Regions from separate parts of the Homo sapiens genome. Here regions 2 and 3 are each linked to region 1. The links are chromatin loops, found by intact Hi-C in ENCODE. Cell type or tissue: endothelial cell of umbilical vein. All regions are shown on one strand. Region 1 overlaps KLHL4 (kelch like family member 4). Region 2 overlaps KLHL4 (kelch like family member 4). Region 3 has its middle 180 kb from the start of KLHL4.

Evidence for each region. Hi-C counts contacts between places; a loop is a spot of excess contacts. Peaks named below come from ENCODE experiments on the same cell type or tissue, not always from the same donor. Only the 100,000 strongest peaks of a DNase experiment are listed, where the experiment ranks them.
Region 2: a loop joins it to region 1, with 13 times the contacts of the local background. A loop is called at or near these places in 17 of 110 quality-filtered maps.
Region 3: it touches region 1 in a loop (18-fold over the local background); 65 of 110 quality-filtered maps call a loop at or near these places.

The regions. Positions count from the first base shown.
Region 1 is chrX:87,660,279-87,668,278 of GRCh38, reverse strand. It overlaps KLHL4 (kelch like family member 4), which reads right to left. Exons shown (of 11, transcript NM_019117.5): 10 at 3,344-3,515; 11 at 1-1,804. The coding sequence ends at 1,745. Among named protein-coding and RNA genes, the nearest start is that of KLHL4, 150 kb to the right of the region's middle. In endothelial cell of umbilical vein, no CTCF peak of the experiment used is centred here; a DNase peak (open chromatin) is centred at 3,718.
Region 2 is chrX:87,579,050-87,587,049 of GRCh38, reverse strand. The region is part of intron 1 of KLHL4 (kelch like family member 4); the gene reads right to left. Among named protein-coding and RNA genes, the nearest start is that of KLHL4, 65 kb to the right of the region's middle. In endothelial cell of umbilical vein, a CTCF peak has its summit at 3,198 (motif pointing left); no DNase peak of the experiment used is centred here.
Region 3 is chrX:87,334,495-87,342,494 of GRCh38, reverse strand. No RefSeq gene overlaps it. Among named protein-coding and RNA genes, the nearest start is that of KLHL4, 180 kb to the left of the region's middle. In endothelial cell of umbilical vein, no CTCF peak of the experiment used is centred here; a DNase peak (open chromatin) is centred at 3,764.

The sequences.
Region 1 (8,000 bases):
TCTTTTCCACTGGTTGACACCCACATTTAACTTAACAGGCCAAGCTGTGCATTGGCGATAAAGGTTTAGGTAACTCTACTTCTACACTGATTTCAATAAGGTGTGAATTCAAAAGACCTAACAGGGCTGTATGTGTGTTTCACAGCCTCTCTATGTCTCTATCTTCACCTCTAGAACTGCAGAAATCTATAGCTCTCTCTTTAGAATTAGAGACAATGGCAGGTGTAAGAAGAAATAAAGGAGTGGAATTTTATTTTTGTGTTTAAGTATTTTAGTGATATAGGAAATGTAAAATCAAAAAGTCCATTCAGGTTGTACTTGATATATTCTAAAGCCACACTATAGTGAGAGGAAATAAAGTTTATTTAAATTCAGTTTGTCAAAGTACAAATATCTTTGTACAACTTACGTTCTTCTTTCTTAAAACTTAAAAGCTAGTAGTATATTTTATAAGCATTTCTCCAGATTTTGATTTCACAATCCACAATAAAAAGACTGTTTAAAAGAACTTATTTGTAGAAATTCTAAAGTTGTGCATTTACTTGAAAAGTTACTTTCACAAAGGGTTTTTCAATATTTCATCTTAGTTGTATAATTAAACAGAATAAATGGAAGAATTACACATAAAATACTATTCAACTAGCCATTTTTGTTATTTTAAAACTTAACAAGTCTTTTTTTTTTTTTATATAGCACACATATCCTAACATTTTCTACTGGATAATATAACAGTAACAGAAAAGCATGTGTTGGTACAAAAAAGATAACTATAGAATTGACCAGGCTTATTGAATATTTTGGTGTTCCCATGTGTTAACACTGAGTAACATCCTCAATTTTAAGGTACTTTAAAAATTGTTTTGTTTTTGAAAACTTGTTTAACTTAACGATATTTGTTTATAGAGTTAACATAAATGTTTGAGGAGAACATTACATTCTATACAAGTGAGGCCCTGACACTCTGAAGCTGAGGTCACAGTTTGTATCAATATGATAAATATTCATTATTTCATTGTATAGACTGTGTATATGAAATTACAGTAATATTTTACTGGTAACAAATCTAACAAGATAATATGTTAAGAAATACCAAATTTATATGTGTGCTCTGGCAGATGAGCAAACCTGTAAAAATTTTGACATACCGCGATCAACATAACAAGTTTTGTCAAAGAGCCATTATTTTTTTAGCTTCAACACAGTAAAAGCTTTCCTCTTGGTAAATGTAAGGAATTGTTTAGCTCTTTGGGATATTATTTGAATAGGAGAATAATGGCTTACTAAAAATCACACTATTCTAAGCTTTAGATGTTACCTTTTATATTTCTATGTTCCAGATAATAAGAGTACGTTTTTTAAAAAAAAACTGAAAATGTTTTTAACTTTTAAGGCTCTTACCTTGAAATGTATTAATGCTTTTATAACCTGCACACTGTGGCCACCATCAATTTTCATTAAATATTTTAGCATTTTGTAGTAATGGGGCTATATCTAGACTGTGGGATTTCCTTTTATATTATCAGCTGCGAAAGCACATATGCTTAATAATTCATATGTAATTCATGTTTAAAAACGTTTCGGCTTCACGAATGAAAGCAATTGTAACTACAAATTAAAATGATACAACAATTTTCCAGTCTGATTATTAATTGCAGGAAAAAGAACATGTATTTCTTTCTCCCTTTGTCCTACTCAGTTTCTTGAAATTATCTAGTTTCATTCCATTTGATAAAGATAGATAGCTTTAGGGTAGCTTCACCACTACAACACATGCACCAGCTCTTCCAATGTTAACAGGAACTTCCTAAAACACAAAATAAGAAACAAAACACTGTTGGAACTCTGATTTCAGCATAATATAAAATATTATATTCAATATAGTTGAAGAAGTCCTTACTTAATTTGGTCTAACATCACCTTGTCTAAAGATGAGATAATCTGCAGCCTAGAAAACAGTGTAGTGTGCTGGAAAAAACATAGCCTTTAGAATGGTAAAAACCTGAGTTTGAGGATCAGGTGATCTTAAGTAAATTTCATCTCTCTGATAATATTCTCACTTGAAAAATTACACCAAATTATACTAACACGTCAAGGTTTTTGTGATGATTGAGTGAAATAATGAATGACAATTTGCACTTAGTAGTTATAATCCCACCATCTGTTAGTTCTCTTTCACTCTTTTCAAGATCACACGATGAAACAGTGACACAGCCAAAAATATAATCCAGGACTCTTAGCTACTTGTCTACAATCTTCAGAAAAATAAATCCCGTAAGCTGGTCAAACATCTTGATTATTGTATTTGTCCTAACACCTTGCATGATATTTTTTTTCCTTCGATTTCTGGTTGGTCCTAAGCATTGACAAAACAGCAGCTACCTACATTGTAGCATTTGAGGGTTTCTGAGTCTTAATGAATCAGATTATTGGAGGAGAGAGATTAAAATCTCATTATCAGCTGTCATTATATTAGCACCAATTTATTTAGAGCAATAGATAGCTGTACCCTGTAGAATATAGAGTAGCATGAAGTCAGTAGAAAGGAAGATGAAGTTAGGTACCAAATACAAGGTTTGCCTTTTTGTGGAGATGGTAAAGAGTTAATCATACTTTATATTTTTTGTTAACTCATCATTTAATTGACAAAGTATTAAATATTTTAGAATAAATCTAGGGCTATCACTGGCAAAGCAGTCAAAAGGGTCAAATTTGCCTTTAACATCTCAAAGATGCCATTTCAATGCTATTTTTTGTACTCTCTTTGAAATTAGTTCTAATAGATGCCCAGCACTTTTGAGAGGTTTTAATTCTGGTCCCTTATTGTTTACTAAATTATTGACTGACTGAAGAATTTAGGAGTATTGCAGTCTACACAGTCTCTATATGGTAAAGATTGAAGGCTTGTCTCCTAGGTGCCAGCCAATAAAAAGGGCAGATATTTGCGGAAGAAGATGCTGCCCTTTGGTTCTCAGGTCACAACATATACATAAAAAGTTGGCCATGGTAAAATGCTTTATTTTATTTATTTATTACTGAAGTATTTTATTGGATTCGCTTATTTTCTTTAAAGGGAATGCTTTCATGAAGTCACGAGAATGGTCTGTCCCCTTTTATATAAGATGGGTTATAAGTTGATGGGTCCTGCTATCAACTATCATGTCATATCATATCAACTAGATCAACTTGTAATTCTCTAAGGCATAGATAGAGCACATACTATAAATTTCACTAAAAGATCTTGTTAGGGCCTAGAGAAGAGAATACAACTAATTTCAAAAATATAATTTAATATCTTCTTTTTAAAACCTGAAATATAGTAATTTGAATATTTTAATTCGAATACCTCTTTCCATTCATTTCTCTGTGCATCATATGACTCAACTGTGTTCAAATAAGTATGTCCGTCATATCCTCCAACCACGTAGAGTTTGTCTCCAAGAGGGCACACAGCAACAGCATCTCGAGGAACACTCAGAGGTGCCACAGTTGACCATGAATCACCTTTTGGATCATACCTTAAAGGATTTAGAAAGATAATTGGGAGGAAAAGTCCAATAGAGTTACAACTGAAAATAACAGACATTCTTAAAATGTATACCTATCTGAAACATAGGATTAAAAACACTATACAAATATCAAATGTAGATTGGATAATATTAAGGATATGTACGTGACAAAATTACCTTCAGCCACTAGGTGTCTCTCAAAGCATATTGAAAAAGTTTCCCTTTCCAAGATACCATGCACTTCATTAATCAGTGCTCAGATAAACTTTGAGGAAATTTCACATATTGTGATCCTGGCATTATATAAAAAAGTCTCCTCTCATTTAGTAGTCTGATTGAAGGGCTTTTGTTTTTCTTTTATTATTTATTTGTCGAAGTTATACATAAGATGCCTGATCCATTTTATATGAGAACTCATATTTTAAAGTAAACCTGAATATAATTGCCTTTCTATTTTTGCTGTATGAAATGTAGTACTTTGGTTTTAATACTATTTGCAGATAGAATGGTCATAGACTTATCCTGTGTTTTTCCCTGCTGAGAGTTCTTATTTATCTTCAGTGGAGTCAAGGTTTATTGTTTTCTATTTTAATCTGAAGTTAACTCCTTATCCCCAAACCTCTTTAGTAAGCAAAATGAAAAATAATTCAGTAAGTAATATTAACATATTTTCTAGAAATTCTTTCCTAACCTTTGAAGCTTATTTTTAAAAATATATAACACTAAAATCTAAAAGGTGAACAATGAAGAAAACTCATAAAATTACACACAAAAATGCTCCCTGACTTTATATTGGCCTATTTGTAAAAGCCTAATGAAATATATTTATTTTACAAAGAAGATTTTCATTTATCACTTTCCACTGATATATTTGTATTACCCCCTCTGACCACTGTTTGTATCTCTTTAATGATATTCTAAATCATCTGATTTCAGTTTCCATCTGAAATTGCTCTCACATCTACAATTTTAAAAATATTATCTGAAATCAGCAATAACTCAGACAACTTAAATTCTATATCATTGAGTGTCATGTAGCATATCACTTTAAATTCAGATGTTATGGTAAAAGTCAGAGCCAGAAAATTCATAGCTGCATGCTCTGGCTAAGCCAAATCTTCAAAACAATTGCTATTGTTAATTGATGCTTCACTCAGCTGACAGTCAGGGTACACACACAGATGAATCATGAACCAAAACTCATAGAAGGATTTCCTCATAAATTTGCATCCAAAGACCCAAGACTTTTCTGCATGGGCATAGTACTAATGCTCAAAATCTGGCTAACATTATTATTATCTGGATACTGCTTGATTAAGAAGAGGAGTTTGGGGAATGTTGACTCTTTTGAAGAAAAACTAATTGGTAATATGGTTATCATCTGTAAAGATACACAGGAGCAGTTATAAAAGACAAAAGTAGTCACCGCATATTCAAATTAAAATAGCATTACTTCTCTTTCTTGTTTCTCTTTTGCTTTTCTGTCTCCCCTTACTTTGAATGTAAGTATGTATATTCTAGTGGAAATGAAATTGAGCCTGAAGTCAAGAGAATGAGTCATGGTCTTATTTTCCCACATAGAGTAACTAGGAATCATTTGCTTGATTTATTTGCCTCAATTTTCTCATTAACATTATAGTAATAGTGATCCCTGACCCAACCAATGTGATGGTTTTAGAAGACTTTAATTTGAATTATTATCATAAGTAATTGGGTATGCCAAAAGTGTTTTAGCAAAAAAAAAAAAAAAGCATCAGAAAAATTGTTCAAGACATGGAAATGAGGATTATCTGATTCCGTAGAGGGTGGATGGACCTTTAAGTGGCTTTTTTTTTTTTTTTTTGAGACGGAGTCTCGCTCTGTCTCCCAGGCTGGAGTGCAGTGGCGCGATCTGGGCTCACTACAAGCTCCGCCTCCTGGGTTCACGCCATTCTCCTGCCTCAGCCTCCCAAGTAGCTGGGACTACAGGCGCCCGCCACCACGACCGGCTAATTTTTTTGTATTTTTAGTAGAGACGGGGTTTCACCGTGTTAGCCAGGATGGTCTGGATCTCCTGACCTCGTGATCCGCCCGCCTCAGCCTCCCAAAGTGCTGGGATTATAGGTGTGAGCCACTGCGCCCAGCCCCTTTAAGTGACTTTCTACTGACAAGCCTGTTTTACAACTTTGCGTGTGTGGAAGTTAAGTTGTAAAAAGCTGAGTTTCCTTGTGATTTTTTTCTATAACTATACAAATTCATTTTGCCTGATAGAAATAGAATTGATTTCCACAATGTAGAAATACTGACTCCCAAAGATTAACTTTTATTGTTCTATATGATTTCAACTACTTTTGCATCTATTGAGAAATTATTTCAGCATTCAAAGTTGTCTAAGTACCTTTTATTCAAATACCCTTTTGAACTTGTTTTAACATCTTATAATTGTTTTCTTCATCTATGAATCACATAAAATGTTTAACACATGTTCATTTTATATTTTTTAATTTTTTAATTGATATATATTTGTACACATTTATGGGGTACATGTGATATTTTGTTACATATATAAAACGTGTCATTTTATATTTGTGTGAATGCCATGATTTTAACTTTTTGAAAATTATATTTTAGCACTGGTCATTTTCTCAATGCCTTTTCAAGGAAAATGACAATAATAGCGTAATAATAGGTGATAATGTTAGTAATAAAAATAATACGAATTATAGCAATAATACTAAAATAAAACAACCATACTCACTTAGTCACTCCTATTGAGTAATTAACATATGACAAGCAATGTTGTAAGTGCATTACCACATTTTATCTTGTACCCTACGCGGTTGATACTATTATTATTCCCACTTTACACATGACGAAACTGATGTTTAGAGATGTAAAGTAACTGGGTCAAGGTCACATAATTAATAAACAGTAGATTTAAAGTTTGAACTCAGATCTATCTGACATCTAATCTGATGTGTTTAACTACTATACTATGCATTTGTTTAGTATGTGTAAAGTTCTCGTTTTTCTCTTTTTAAAAAAATTTTAAGAGTATGAGAATTTTAAAAATTAGTAAATTTGGGAGTGTAATTATGTCAGAAAATGAGGTTAAACATCTACTTATAGGATATGTATGTAAATATTTAATTTTGTAGTCTGTGCCACAGATTAGATCAGAAAATATAAATTAAGTTTATATTTTTAGTGGCTTGTGTAAATACATATTTAAATTGATATAGACATTTTAAACCATAATAAGGCTTGTTCTGCTGTCAACACTCTATGGTGCTAGAATATGCAGCCCAATTTATTTTTTTCAAGTTTTAACACAGAATTCCACAATTTCAAGGGTTCACAGAATAAAGCTAAGAAAATGCTGGCATTATAATAATGGGAATAAAAATGATTATTTAATTAAAATAGTTGTATATTCCACATCCTTTTTTTGTTATGAGATGTATACTTTTTTGTGATAAAATCAACTTATATAGTTTCATACATTTAGATACAGGAAGCCAAGCTAATGCAACGTAAGTTTTACCACGAAGCCCCAACAACAAGCTTCCAAACCGCAATAGAAACAAGAAAGCACAAACTATAATAAATGAAAACTATCTTGCTAGGACTTATTACAAGAAAATTGCCATTATAAGACAGAATTATTTGTATCTCTGATTATATATTTACATGATTTACTTCTTGACAGGTACAATTTTTGTGAAGCCAGATGTGATTTTCATAGCAAAAAACCTTCACAGCTTCTTATTTACTCTGTATCTTTGTACAGTTCTGTGTTATTTTGGATAAAATCCTTTAGGCAACTTTTAACATTTCTGTAAAAAACAACGTGGGTTTTCCATATCAATCTTTCTCCTTGACCTCTCCCTCCCATGAGTTTCGCACTCCGATGCAGTTTTTTGTTTGTTTGTTTGTTTGTTTGTTTTTTAAAGACAGAGTCTCATTCTGTTGCCCAGGTTGGAGTGCAGTTGCACGATCTCAGCTCACCATAATCTCCGCCTCCCAAGCTCAAATGATTCTCATGCCTCAGCCTCCCCAGTACCTGGGATTACAGGCATGCGCGACAATGCCCAACTAATTTTTGTATTTTTTTAGAGATGGGGTTTTGTCATGTTGGTCAGGCTGGTCTCAATCTCCTGGCCTCAAGTGATCCACCCACCTCGGCCTCCCAGAGTGTTGGCGTTACAGGTGTGAGGCACCGCGCCTGGCTCCAATGTAGTTTGAAGTGTCAATGAAATCTTAAGATACCATAATTATTTTTATACAAATTCATTAGCACTTTTGATCAAGACATTTTTTCCCAAATATAGTAATTCCAGATATTATATGTTTATGTTATATATGATTTAGTTTTGCCAACTATCAAGAGTTTTATAAAGAAGTTATAAGTATATATGGCTTTTAGGTGTAGAACCATAAATACCTTCACAGGCATAAGAATAGAATTCAATGCCTAGGTACCATTACTTAAAATAAAAACTGCACTTACCTTTG
Region 2 (8,000 bases), 81 kb after region 1:
TTATGTATCTAGGAATTTGTCAAATTCTTCCAGATTTTCTCATTTATTGGCCTATAGTTGCTCACAGCAGCCACTATTGATCCTTTAAATTCTGCAGTATCAGTTTTAATGTCTCCTTTTCATTTCTGATCTTATTAATTTGGATATTTTCTCTATTTTTCTTAGTCTGGCTAAAAGTTTGTCAATTTTGTTTAACTTTTTAAAAAACAAATTCTTGTTTCATTGATCTTTTGTATTGTGGTTTGCATTTCAATGTCATTTATTTTAGCTCTGATTTTTATTATTTATTTTCTTCTGCTAATTTTGGATTTCATTTCCTCTTGCTTTTCTAGTTCTTTAAGACACATTGTTAGATTGCTTATTTGAAATTTTTCCTCTTTTTGATGTAAGCACTTATAGCTGCAAACTTCCCTCCTAGTGCTGGTTTTCCTGTATTCCATGGGTTCTGATATGTTGTGTTTCCATTACCACTTGTTTCAAGAAATTTGTTAATTTCCATCTTAATTTATTCATTGACCAACTTATCATTCAGGGACATATTGTTTAATTCCCATGTATTTCTATAGTTGCTAAAATTTATCTTGTTATTAATTTCTAGTTTTATTTCATTGTGGTCAGAGGTGATCCTTGATATTATTTCAGGTTTTTTTTGAATGTTTTAAAACTTGTTTTGTGACCTAACATATGACTATCTTTGGGAATTATCCATGTGCTAAGGAAAAGAGTGTCTATTCTGAAGCTCTTGGATGAAATGACTATAAATATGTATTAGATCCATTTGTTCTTCAGTGCAGATTAAGTCTCATGTTTCTTTGTTGATTTTCTGTCTACACGATCTATCCAATGCTGAAAGTGGGGTGTTGAAGTCTCCTGCTATTATTGTACTGGGTCCTATCTCTCTCTTAAGCTCTAACAATATTTGTTTTATGTATCTGTGTGCTCCAGTGTTGGGTGCATATATATGAAAAGTTTTTAGATCCTCTTGTTGAATAGATACCTTTATCATGATATAGTGACCATCTTTTTCACTTTTTATAGTTTTTGTCTTAAATTATATTTTGTCTGATATTAGTATAGCTACTTATGCTCTTTTTTGGTTTCCAAAGGCATGGAATATATTTTTCCATCTCTTTATTTTTCATCTATGTGTGTCTTTATAGGTAAAACTTGTTACTCATAGGCAAAAGATCAATGAGTCTTGTCTTTTTTATTCATTCAGCCAGTCTATGTCTTTTGATTGGATCATTTAGTCCATTTACATTCAATGTTATTATCGATGAGTAAGGGCTTACTCCTGCTAATTTGTTTGTTATTTGTTTTCTGTTTGTTTTGTGGTCATCTCTTCCTTATTTCCTTTCTTCCTGTCTTTCTGTAATCAAGTTAATTTTTCTGGTGATATAATTTTGTTTCTTGTTTTTATTTTTTGTGTATCCATTGTATGTTTTTTGGTTTGAGGTTACTGGGAGGTGTGCAAATACTATCATCTTCTAATCCATTATTTTAATCTAATAACAACACTATTTGCATAAACAAACAAACAAAAAGAAAACTAATAAAAAAAATCTGTTTTAGCTATTACCCCTGCTTTAACATTTTGTTGTTTCTATTTATATCGTATTGTACTATGTCTTGAAAAGTTGTACTTATTATTTTTCGTTTTGTCTTTCTAATTAAGAGTAGTTTACACACCATAGTTAGTGTTATAATATTCTGTGTTTTTCTTTTTACTTAATGTCATTAGTGAGTTTTATACCTTCAGGCAATTATTTATTGATCATTAATGTCTTTATATTTTTTATTGAAGTTCTCCCTTTAGCATTTCTTGTAGGACAGGCCTGGTGTTGATGAAATCCCTCAGCTTTCATTTGTTTGTGAAGGGCTTTATTTCCTTTTCATGTTTGAATAATATTTTCACCAGATATATTATTCTAGAGTAAAAGGTTTTTTTTGTTATTGTTGTTCAGCACTTTAGATATATCATGCCACTCTCTTTTGGCCTGTAAGGCTTCCACTGAAAAGTGTGCTGCCAGATGTATTATAGCTTCATTTAATGTTACTTGTTTCTTTTCTCTTGCTGCTTTTGGTATCTTTCCTTTATCTTAACCTTTGGAAGTTTCATTATTAAATGGCTTGAGGTCGTCATTTTGGGGGTAAATCTACTTGATGTTCTATAACTTTTTTTTTTTTTTTTTGGATACGGATAACTTTTCCTAGGTTTGGGAAGTTCTCTCTTATTATCCCTTTAAATGAACTTGCTACTTCTATCTTTTCCCTACCTTCTCTTTAAGGCCAATAACTTTTAGATTTGCCCTTTTGAGGGTTTTTTCTGGTTTCTGAAGGTGTGCTTCATTGTTTTCTATTCTTTTTTTTTATTTTGTCTTTTCTGACTGTGTATTTTCAAGTAGCTGTCTTCAAACTCACTATTACTATCTTCTGCTAGATCCATCCTGCTCTTAAAAGACTCTGGTGCATTCTCCAGTGGTAAAATTGCACTTTTATGCTCCAGGATTTCTTCCTGATTTTTTCAATTAGTTAATCTCTTTGTTAAATGTATCTGATAGAATTCTGGATTCCTTCTCTGCATTATCTTCAATTTCTTTGTGTTTCCTCAACACAGCTCTTTTGAATTATCTGCCTGAACGGTTACATATCTCTGTTTACCCAGAATTGGTCCCTGGTACCTTATTTCGTTCATTTATTGAGGTCATGTTTCCGTGGATGATGTTGATGCTGGTAGATGTTCTTTGGTGTCTGGGCATTGAAGAGTTGGCTATTTATTGTAGTATTTATTGTCTGGGCTTAGTTATAGATGTGCTTCATGGGAAGGGTTTCCAGATATTCGAAAGGACTTGGGTATTGTGATTTAATCAGTATCTACTTTAGGGGGCACCTCAAGCCCAGTAGAACTGTTGTCCTTTCAGATTCATAGAGGTACTGCCTTGATGGTCTTCAACAAGATCTGGGAGAATTCTCAGATTTACCAGGCAGAGACTTTTGTTCCTTTTCCTTTTGTTCTCCCAAAAATGTAGAGTCTCTCTCTTTTCTGAGCCACCTAAAGCTGGAGGTGAAATGACACAAGCACCATTGTTACCACCACCACTATGTGCTGGGTCACATTTGAAGCCAGCCCAGCACTGGTCCTAGCCCAAGGCAAGCTGTAAAAATTCACTGGCTTAAGAGCCCACTTTGTGCTCTGCCCCCTTGTGGTCATGCTGGTACCTAAGTTGCTATGCAAAGTTCCCTTTACTTTTTCCTCTGCTTTTTTCAAGCAGAAGGAGGTTTGTCCTATGGCCATTACAGCTGGTAATGTGCTGAGTCTTACCTGAAGCCAGAAAGTCTAAGGGCTAACCCAAGGCCGTCAATGTACTACCTGGGTATTGCTTCTGGTTATTTAGGGACCAAAGGCTCTTCAGTTAGCAGATGTGAATACTGCCAGGGCTAGGTCCTTTTCATCAAGGCAATGGGTTTCCTTCTGGCTCAGAGTGTGTCTAGAAATGTCTGGGAGCTAGGGCCTAGAATGTGGGCCTCACAACTCTGACTGATGCCCTATTTTGGTATGGCTGACATGGCATCGAAGATGCAAGACAAAGTCCTCCCCACTCTTCCTTTACTCTTCCTTCTCCTTTCCTAAATCAGAAGGAAGGAGTCTTATTTAGAGCTGCAAGCTGTGCTACGTGGCCTGGGGCCAGGGGAGGGTGATGCTAGCACTCCCATGGCTGCCCCAGTTGGTGTCTCACTATGTCAAATTGAGAGGTGAAGCCAGCTGGACTTCCTGTGTCGAGTGGGGACTTGGAGAACTTTTCTGTCTTACAAGAGGATTGTAAAACACATTAATCAGTGCTCTGTAGCTAGCAAAGGGATTGTAAAATGCACCAATCAGTGCTCTGTAAAAACGCACCAATTAACACCCTGTAGCTAGCAAGAGGATTGTAAAATGCACCAATCAGCACTCTGTAAAAACGCACCAATCATCACTCTGTAGTTAGCAAGGGGATTATAAAATGTACTAATCAGCACTCTGTAAAATGCACCAATCAGCAGGATCCTAAAAGTAGCCAATTGCAGGGAGGATTGAAAAAAACGACACTATGATAGGACAGAAACAGAACATGGGAGGGGACAAATAAGGGAATAAAAGCTGGCCACCCCAGCCAGCAGTGGCTACCCACTCAGGTCCTCTTCCACACTTTGGAAGCTTTGTTCTTCCGCTCTTCACAATAAATCTTGCTGCTGCTCACTATTTGGGTCCGTGCCATCTTTAAGAGCTGTAACACTCACCACGAAGGCCTGCGGCTCCATTCTTGAAGTCAGTGAGACCACAAACCCACTGGAAGGAACCAACTCTGGACACAAAATGATCCCCCCACCAGCCCAAGTCCACTTTATCTTGGCCTAGTTCTGCACTAGATGTTGCCTAAGAGATGTAGTCATCATGCTCTAGACTGCCTTTCAAATTTACTTGGGGACACAGAGTGCTGTAGTTCTTTCGTGGTGAGGTTTCATGAACTCAAATTTGGACTGCTTAGATTGGGATTTCCCTCTGGCTAGGGCTGGTTTAAATGTTCCCTTTCTGAACGGCCATCAGCTGACTTTGTTCTGGTTTTTCTTTCTGCTCTTACAGGACAGCACCAAGTTCTATTCCCCACAATTGCTGTGTTATCCCTACAAAAATACTCAGACAGGCTCGCAGCAACAAGCTGCTGCTGCTGGATGTTGGGGAAGTGGTGGCATCCGCGATTCCAGACTGTTTTTTTCTATCTCTTAGGTGCTTTTTTACAGTGATATAAAGTTAAAACCAGGTACCATGAGTGCTCACCTAATTTTCGTTTCTTATGAAGGTGTTTTTTCTATGTAGATACTTATTAACTTGTTGTCCTTGCAGGGGGGATGATCTATTTTTGTCTGCCTGTCTTACTTCAGAAAGATAGGCTTCAAGCTTTGAGATTCTTTCCTCTACTTGATCTATTCTGTTATTAATACTTGTGATTGCATTGTGAAATTCTTATAGTGTGCTTTTAGCTCTATCAGGTTGGTTATGATCCTCTCTATATTGGCTATTTTGGCTGTCAGCTCATGCACTGTTCTATCATACCTCTTAGCTTCTTTGCATTGAGTTACAACATGCTTCTTTAGCTCAGTGAAGTTCATTTTTACCCACATTCTGAAGCCTAGTTCTGTCATTTCAGCCATCTCAGCCTTATCCCAGTTCTGAACCCTTCCTGCAGAGGTGTTGCAGTTATTTGGAGGAAAAGGGGCACTCTGGCTTTTTGAGTTTTCAGCATTTTTGTGCTGATTCTTTCTCATCTTTGTGGGCTCATCTACCTTCTGTTTTTGAGATTGCTTACCTTTGGATGGAGTTTTTCTGGTTTTTTTTGTTGTTTGTTCCTTTGTTTTTCTTTTAACCATCTGGCCACTCTTCCATAGGGCTGCTGCAGTCCGCAGTGGGTCTGCTCTATATTTTAGTCACCTATGTTTGTCCAGTACCTGGAGGTATCACTAGTGAATGCTGTGAAACAGCAAATATGGCCTTTTGCCACTGTCTCTGGAAGCTCTGTCCCAGGGGGGTACTGACCTGTTACCAGACTGAACGCACCTGTAGGAGGTGGGTGGAGACCCTGGTTGGGACGTCTCACACAGTCAGAGGAATGGGATCAAGAAACCCCTTAAAGATGCATTCTGATTGCTTTTGCGGAGAGCAGCTGTGCTGTGTTGGGGATCTCTTCAGCCCCCAATTGGTTTGGCCTCTCCAAGGCCAATAGGCTAGACTGGCTGAGATGCCCAAATAGCCAACATGGTGGTCTTCCCCACCCCCCGGCACTCCACCCCAGGGAGAAATTAGCACTCCGTCTCAGCCTTAAAACATAGGCAGGGGTGGCCAGAAGCCCTGGGTGAGAAAACCCTTATCACAAGAAGTGAACTGCAGTCCCACTTAAAAAAGCAGTCTGGCCATGCCTTGACAAAATAGCCATGTCATGCTGATGAACCAACTGTGACCCTGTCAGCTTGGGCTCTTTAAAGCCCACAGGCTGGAATGGATGAGTTGTCCAAACAATCAACCTGGCAGCCCTCCCCTACATTTAGGTACTCTGTCCCAGGGAGAGATCAGAGCTCTGTCTATAGAATACATGTGAGTGGGGGTGGCTGGAGGCCCTAGCTGGGAGGTCCTGCCCAGTGATGTCTATTTCTTTTATGTTCATTTGGTCTATATAGTGTTGTGCAAGTCTGTTTCCTTTTTAACTTTCTGTCTGGATATTCAATCAATTATTTCAAGTTTGGTATTAAAATCTCCTACAATTGTATTGCTATCTATTTCCCTTTAATGTTTATTTTATATATGTAGATGCTCTGATATTGTGTAGAAATAAGTTTATAATTCTTATATCTTCTTGATAAATTGATATTTTATTATTATAAAATTACCTTCTTTGTATGTATCTTGTGACACTTTTTGACTTAACATCTCTTTCATCTGATGGAAGTATAGCTCCCTATTTTTTTTGTTGTTCTTATCTGTATAGCATATCATTTTCTATCACTTCACTTTCAGCCCGTGTGTGTCCTTGAATCCAAAGTGTATCTCTTCTAGGCAGCATAAAGTTGGATCTTGCGTTTTTATCCATTCAGCAACTCTGTCTTTTCATGGGGGAGGTTAATCCATTTATGTTTAAATTATTTTTGGTAGGTAAAGACTTACTCTTGCAATTTTGTTGGTTTTTTTTTTTCTGTCTTGCAATTATTCTGTTTCTCTTTCCTCCCTTACTGGTTTCTTTCCCTTTTTACTAATTTTTTTGTAGTGATATGCATTAATTCCTTCCTCCTTTCTTTTGTGTATATTCTATATGTATTTTGTTTGAGATCACATGAAGCAACATAAAATATCTTGTAGTTATCACCATCTAATATAAGCTAATAGCAAGTTAACTTCAATCATTTACAAAACTCTACATATTTACTTCTCTTTCTACACACTTTATGTTTTTGATGTCACAATTTGTATCTTTTACATTGTGTATCCACTAACACATTTTTGTATTTATTGTTATTCTTAAGACTTTTGTCTTTTAATTAATGTTATACTAAAATGAAAAGTGATTTACCCATTATCGTTGCATTATTATGGTATTCTGTATTCACATATTTACCTTTACCAATGAGTTTCATACTTTCCTATGCTATCATATAATGTTCAGCATCCTACATTGCAACCTGAATAACTCTTTTAGCATTTTTGTAAGGCAGATCCAGTGGTGATGAACTCTTTCAGTTGTTGTTTGTTCAGATATGTCTTTATCTCTCCTTCATTTATGACAGTTTTGCCAGGTATAGTATTCTTGATTGGCAGTTATTTTCTTTCAACACATTGAATATATCATCCTACTACCTTATGTCCTGAAAGGTTTATGCTGGGAAATCTGCTGATTGGCTATTGATGGTTTCTTTGTATATGACAAGTTGTCTGTCTCTTACAGATTTCAAAATTCTCTCTCCTAGACTTTTTATAATTTGATTATAATGTGTCTTGGTGGATAATGTTTTGGATACTTTGGGCTTTGCTAGTCTAGATGTCCATTTCCCTCTTCAGATTTGGCAAATTTTTGGCCACTATTTCTTTAAATAAACTTTCCACTCTTTCTCATTCTCTTTTCCTTGTGGAATTTCCATAATGTATGTATTTGTTTGATGGTGTTATATAATTTCTGTAGGCTTTCTCACTCTTTATTATTATTCTTTGAATATTCTGGAAGCTTCTCAAACCTTTTCTATGCGTATGTTTTCTCTGTACTGCTGTGTATAGATTTCTAATTAGAAGAGATTTACAGACTGATTTTTTTTTCAGTAATTTGTAATCTCTTGCTCCCTCTGGTGTCTTCCTTTTGTACCATAGGCTGGAGACATGCTCCACTCCTCTCCCTTCTTGCCTTTGGAGAAACTACAATTACTGTACCATCTTTGAGTCTCACAGAGCCATAATGAGTACAGCAAGCCACTTGTCCCTTTTC
Region 3 (8,000 bases), 330 kb after region 1:
CACAAATATATGTTAAACATTTCTGGCAGGTATTTTCGTTTTCTATGGCTGCTGTTATAAATTACCAAAATTTAGCAACTTAAAACAATAAAATTTTTTAATCTTACAGTTTTATAGTTTAGAAACCTAAAGTGGTCCTCCCTGGACTGAAATCAAGGTTTCCACAGGGCTGTATTTCTTTCTGAAGATTCTCTGGGAGAATCTTTTTTCTTGCCCTTTCCTTATTCTAGAGGCCACCCATACTCCTTGGGCTTGTAGTTGTCTTACTTCTATCTTTAAAGTCAGCAAGAGTTCTTCTTACATCACTCTGACCTCCTCTTCTGCCTCCCTTTTCCACATTTAAAGACCCTTGTGATTATACTGAGGTCACCTGAGTAATTCTGGATAATCACTCTATTGTAAGGTCAGCTGATTAACAACCTTAATTCCATCTGCTACCTTAATTCCCCTTTACCATGTAATATAATGCATTATAAAATTCCAGGAATTTTAGTATCTTCGATGGGCCATTATTATGCTTACTAAGTAAGCATATAGCACAGACAAATAATCACTGACTAGGCAACATCTATAAAATCAACAGTTGGTACATATTAATAACGTTGCCATTTATTGAGAGCTTATCATGTCGTATATATGGTGGTTATTATTTTAGATATATTATTTCAATGCTAAAAACAACCAAATGAAGTATAATTCTAATAGCCTCAGTTTATGTATAAATAAACTGAGTATTACAGAAGTGAAGTAATAAGCACGTTCATATGCTGTGAAGTTGTGTCAGGCTTCAAAGTGCAAGTATCTGCCTCCAAAACCTGCTTTTCAGGGAATCACTGTACTTCATTGCCTATGAACCCTAATATGTAGATTGGATTTTGTGGTTTCATTCATCCCATGATGTTCATGCAACTTTCAGACTTTCTCGGGTATGTTATATCACTTTTTTTAAAAAAAAAAAGACAGAGCCTCACTCTGTTGCCCAGGCTGGAGTGCAGTGGCATGATCTCAGCTCACTGTAACCTCTGCCTCCTGAGTTCAAGCAATTCTCATGCCTCAGCCTCCCGAGTGGCTGGGATTACAGGCACGTGCCACCATGCCCAGCTAATATTTTTGGGGGGAGTTGTTGTTTTTTTTTTTTTTTTTTTTTTGGAGAGACACGGTTTCACCATGTTGGCCAAACTGGTCTCGAACTCCTGACCTCAAGTGATCTCAAAGTGCTGGGATTAAAAGCGGGAGCCACTGCGACCAACCCTGTTATATCATTTCCTAAAGATTCTTACAGTCCAGTTATAGTGTCAATATGCTGCTGGAGACAAAAGTATAAGTGCCAGGTGTTGTGGGATATACCAGGGATCACGCCTGTAATCCCAGTACTTTGGGAGGCTGAGGCTGGTGGATCACATGGGGCCAGGAGTTTGAGACCAACCTGGCCAACATGGCAAAACCCCATCTCTACTAAAAATACAAAAATAGTCGGATGTAATGGCACACACCTGTAATCCCAGCTACTCTGGAGGCTGAGGGCTGATGCAGGAGAATCACTTGAACCCGGGAGGCGGAGGTTGCAGTGAGCCGAGATAGCACCACTGCACTCCAGCCTGGGTGACAGAGTAAAACGCTGTCTCCAAATAAATAAATAAATAAATAAATAAATAAATAAATGAAAGTATAAGTATAAAACAATGATAGCAAGGGTAGCTTATGATATTTAGGTATACATGAGAAAGAATCCATGTAAAATGACAGAACTTAATATTTTCACAGTAACAAATCACATTTTTCTTATCCTTTTTGTACTCCAGTATCAATAATTTTAATAACAAAAATAGTGTTAATAATAATAATTGTTACAGAATAGTCAGTTTCTTAAAAGATGAAAAAAACAAAAACTCTGCTAATTTAGTCTGGAATCAATTTTCTGTGAACCTTGCAGTCTACATCAATATTGACCCTCAAATAGTGAAAACAAAGTTAAACTAAAAAAATGTGCTATATACTACAATATATAAAGCACTCTATCTGGATGTTTTAAGTAATATAAAAATAATGGATTTTATGTGATGCATTTCTTACATTACACAGGCAACAATGGACCATAGGGGTTAACATCATCCAACAATATAAACCGAAGTAGACCAAAAATAGTCTAAGAGAAACTGACTTGAGATGTTGCAGTAGTCATAGTTGATGCCACTCAAAACTATTAGTCTAAACCAATCATAGTAATAAAATCTTATTTATTTTGCCAGTAATAAGTTTAGAAATCGGCATGTGGCCCAAAACTTGTCAATGTGATATGCAAACACTGCGGAGTTCCTTCTCAGGAAAGTCAGCATGACACTACAAAAAGACATACTTTTCTTCTTTTGGAGGTCACCATGTCAGAAGTTGACACCTTGAGCTATTTCAATCCTATTGTTAGAAGCCTGAGGGTAAATTCAATATATGAAAAAACTGCAGATTGTAAAGAATCACAGAGAAATGGAGCCAGAGCCTTGAGGCCACCCTGACTCCTTACTTTTGTAGCTTAGTAAATTTCATTGTTATTTAAGTCATTCTGAATTGGGTTGCTGTTTTATGGACCAAAAGCACCCTAAATGATACAAAGTAAAAGTAAGTAAAAGATTAGATAATAGAACATAGGAGACTTAAGGGATAAATTCCCCCCAAAATTTACAGTCTGAAGAGGTCTAAATGTATTTATAGATGAAGTTGAAGAATTGATTGAAATGAAGAAAACAAAGATAAAATAGTATAAAAGAGAGAAGCAAAACTAGAGGAGATAAGGTCATGAAAGAGACAATCTTCTTAATTTTGCCCCTTTTTTATCCCCACTTTCAGAAGTACCTGAAAGTAACAATTCTTAGGATCAGGAGAACAATGAGCACAATGTAAAGTCCATTAGGACAGAGAGGTTTTTTTCTTTAAATTAACAGGCATGTACCTAGAACCTAGAACATAGGTGCCTGAAACACAATTAGTCAATCAACACTTATTTGCTAAGTTAAAGAAATGATGTCCAAAGACTGGGTGGTGACAGTCATCAAAGCTGAAAATGATAATTCTTGCATCTGTTGTCTAAATCAAAAGTGAGAAGACATAATTTGATTTCATAAATTCCTGTTAACTGGCTATGTTATAAAACATCTTTCTGGTGGAAGTACAACTCTGCAACAGAGTAATTGCTAGATTTTATTCATTCATACAATTTCTATTGAAAAAAGTCACAAAGAAGCTATTAATTAAAAATAATAAAGTAATGGAACCAATGTCCAAAACATGTAAAGTTTTAATTTAAAACTTCTATTTTATGTGTGTTTTTTAAATTAAAACAAAGAAGCTGTTAAAATTTGAATGATGATATTGAGAAAGACAAAAGGTTTACATGTGTAATGTATTATCAAATGCTGCTATTTAATTTGGGACGGTTAATAAGAGGAAAATAAGACATAAATAGTACAGAATATTAGGAGGCAAAACAACAAAGATGGTGAACATGGGACTTAATATATGTTATATCTGAACAGCATAATTAAAAGAGCTAAATTTTTATACCCAAGTTCCAATAATGTTACTGATCCATAGCTAAAAAGTTCCAAGGGTTAATTTAATGTATATTTTGAAAAGTTAGGCATTATTGGCCATAGACCATATTAAGTGCATTACAAATTTTAATAAAATGCATTGTTTTTGTCACTGTAGTATAATAGTGGCAGTTGAGTGTGAAGAAATAGATTCCTTCTTCCTCTTTTGTTTTCAGTGCTGCTTTGTTAATTTTTAACTCAAGATGTCCCTCTGCTGGAGTACTGGATTATTGATATGTAAACTAATTCTTTGTACAGGGCATGCTCAGATTTTGAGAATGAATTATCTAAAATGTTTCTGCTGCTTTGTAATAAACTAACCATGTTACACTTGAAGTGTGATAATTAAAATATACATATTAATATTTCTATAAATTACTTACAGAATTTCTGTTAAAAACTATTTCCCACACCAGTCCATTTTCCAAGTGCAAATCTAAGTTCCATCCCTGCTACCCTCACTCTCAACAATAACTTCTCTTTTACATATAATCTGATTGATATAATCTTCCTAATCTACTTATTTTCTTCATACCAATTCATACAATATTTCCCTTTTGTGTTTGACTTATTTTACTTAGCATAATATTTTCAAAAGTCATCCATGTTGTAATATGCATCAGAATTTTATTTCACTTTAAGGCTAAAGAATAGTTCATTAGATGTATATAGCACATATTGATAATTCATTCATACATATATAGACATATGGGTTATTTTCACTTTTTGGCAATAGCAAAAAAAAAGTTTCTTTGTTCATTTTATCATAACCCTCTTCTCTGTTCTATTCCTATATTCTAAATTCCAAAGCCATTTCACTCAATTTTTTTCTCATCCCTTTTGGGATATTTCCACATTCATGATTTTTTCTTGCTACTGTATCGGTTGTTATGGTGGTGAAATACACATAACACAAAATTTACCATTTTTAAGCATACAGTTTAGTGGAATTAAGAATATTCGTGTTCTCGTGCAACTATCACTACTATTGATCTCCAAACCTGTTCATCCTTCAAACCTGAAACCCTGTACCCACTGAACAATGATTCCCAATGATCCCCTCCCATGCGACCCTATAACACACTATTTTGTCTCTAAGAATTTGATTACTCTAGGTATCTCACGTGAGATCATACAATATTTTCCCTTTTGTGTCTAACTTATTTTACTTAGCATAATATTTCTGAAAGTCATCCATGTTGTAATACACATCAGAATTTTATTTCATTTTAAGGCTAAAGAGTAGTTCATTAGATGTATATTTCACATATTGATAATTCATTCATATATATATAGACACGTGGGTTATTTCCACTTTTTGGCAATTGCAAATAATAATGCTGTGAACATTCATGTACAAATAGCTGTTCCAGTCCTTCCTTTCAATTCTTTTGGATACATACCTAGAAGTGAAATTTCTGGATATATAGTAGTTCTGGGTTGAATTTTTTCAGTAACCACTAGAGGTCTTCAACAGCTGCTACATCATTTTACATTCTCATCAGCAATGTACTAGGGTTTCAATTTCTACACATCCTTAACAACTTTTTTTTAGATTAGTTTTATTTCATATTGATAATAGCCATTATAATGGGTATAAAGTAATATGTTATTTTCATTTTATTGTCTTAATGACTAATGATGTTGATAATTTTTTATATATTGAATACTTGCATATTTCTTTGGAGAATTGTCTAAGCCTTTTGTCCACTATTCAATTGATTTGTATTCTTTTTCGTTGTTGAGTTGTAGGAGCTCTTTATATATATATTCTAGAAACCAATTCTTTATCAAATATATGACTTGCAAATATTTTCTTTCATTTTATAAGTTGCTTTTTCACTTGTTTGATAGTGTTTCACTATTTGATAGTGTTTCACTTGTTTGATAGCACAAAGAAGTTTTTAATTTTGATGAAGTCCAAAAAAATTATATATATTTTGTTGATGCCTGTGTTTTTGGTGTCACATCTAAAAAAATCACTGTCAAATCTAATGTCATAAAGATTTGCCCCATATTTTCTTATAGGTTTTATATGTTTTATAGTTTTAGCTCATATTATTTTATTTTTTAATTGGCAAATTAAAAATGCATATTTTTAAAAAGACAACATAATATTTTGAAATATGTATACACTGTGGAATGGCTCAGTTGAGTCATATGAGTTGAACATATACATTACCTCACATACCATATTTTTGTGGAGAGAACACTTAAAATCTACTCTCAGAGATTTTCAAAATAAAACATATATCTTTTAACTACAGTCATCATGTTGTACAATAGATCTCTTGAAATTATTTCTCTTATGTAACTGAAGTTTTGTATTATTTGACCAATGTCTCCCCGACCCCTTATACCTCATCCTCTAATAAACACCATTCTATTGTCTACTTCTGTGACTTCAATGTTTTATTTGTTGTTGCTGTTTTTAGATTCTATATACAGGTGCGATTCTTCAGTACTTGTCTTTTTGTGTCAGGCTTCTTTCTCTTAATATAATGTCCTAAGGGTTCATTCACGTCACAGATGATGACATTTGCTTTTTTTCTAAGACTGAATAGTATTCTGTTTTGAATACATGCCATATTTTCTTTATTCATTCATCTGTTGGTGGACACAGGTTGATTCCGTACCTTGAGTACTGCAAATAATGTTGAAATGAACTTGGGAGTGCAGATATTTTTTTTTTCATATACTGATTTCCTTTCCTTTGAATATGTACCCAGAAGTGGGATTGCTGGATCATATGGAAATTCTATTTTTTATTTTAATTTTTTGAGGAAGCTCCATATTGTTTTCCATAATGAGTATACCAATTTACATTCCCACTGACAGTGTACCACTTTCTAACTGTACTCACATGGTTTTTTTTCTGTGTATGTACATCCTGGTGTCTCCGTGTGTCTAAATTTTCTCTGTTATAAGGACATCGGTTAGGTTGGGTTAGAGCCTACACAATTATCCTCATTTTAACATAATCACCACTTTAAAGACTAGATTTGCAAATACAGTCATATTCTAAGGTACTGAAAAATCGTGGCTTCAACATATGAATTGAGAGCAAGAAACACTTTTCATCCTTTAGCAGCCAGATAGTAACTATTTTAGGTTTGCAGGCCATAATTGCTCTGTTGTGACTAGTAAAATCTGCCATTAAAGCAGGAAAGGATCTTTAGACAACACATAAACAAATTTATATGTTTGTGTTTTAAACTCTAAGTAACAAAATAGTAATAATAAAGTAATAATAAAAGAGGAATATCTTAAAGGTTATTAGGGGTGATGAAATGTAATTTAAAAAGTATTCTATCATAGTGTTTCTATACACCAATAATGAACTAGCTGAGAAAGAAGTCAAGAAGGCAATCACATTTACAATAGCTACAAAAAATTAAAACACTCGGAATACATTTAACCAACAAGCTGAAAGACTTCTACAAGGAAAACTGCCCCAAACTGATGAATACGATTATTAATTAATCTTATTACTAATAAGTTGTTTGTGAAGAGTACACAAATAAGTAGAAAGACATCCCATGCTCATGAACCAGAAGAATTAATATTGTTAAAATAACCATACTGTTAAAAGCTATCTAGAGATTCAATGCATTCCCTATCAAAATACCAATGTCATTTTTCACAGAAATAGAAAAAAGCAATCCTAAAATTCACAGGGCACCAAAAAAATGTACAAATAGCCAAAGCAATTCTGAGCAAAAAGAACAAAGCTGGAAGCATCACTATCAGACTTCAAAATATACTACAGACACAAAAACATTATGGCATGCATAAAAACAGACACGTAGACCAAAAGAAGAGAAAAAAAAGTAAGCCAGAAAGAAATCCACATATTTACAGCCAACTGAGTTTGACAAAGGCACCAAGAACATACACTGGGGAAACAACACCCTCTTCAATAAATGGTGCTTGGAAAAAACAGCTTAAGATTGATTAAAGACTTACTTAAATATAAGACCCAAAAGACCCAAAAATATAAAACTACTGGAAGAACACATAGGGAAACATTCTGTCTCGGAAAAGCTTTTATGGCTAAAACCTTAAAAGCACAGGCAACAAAAACAAAATGAGATAAATGGGACTATATTAAACTGAAAACATTCTGCACAGCAAAGGAAACAATGGAGTGAAGAAACAACCTTAGAATGGGAGAAAACATTTAAAAACTATTCATCCAACAAGAGACTAATATCTAGAATATGCAAGTAACTCAAACAACAGTAACAACAACAACAAAAACACCAAATAATCCCATTAAAAAGTGGACAAAGGACACAAATGGACATTTCTCAAAAGAATACATACAAATGGCTAAAATGTATACGGAAAAAATACTCAACATCACTAGCCATTAGGGAAATGCAAGTCAAAACCATAATGAGTTATTATCTTACC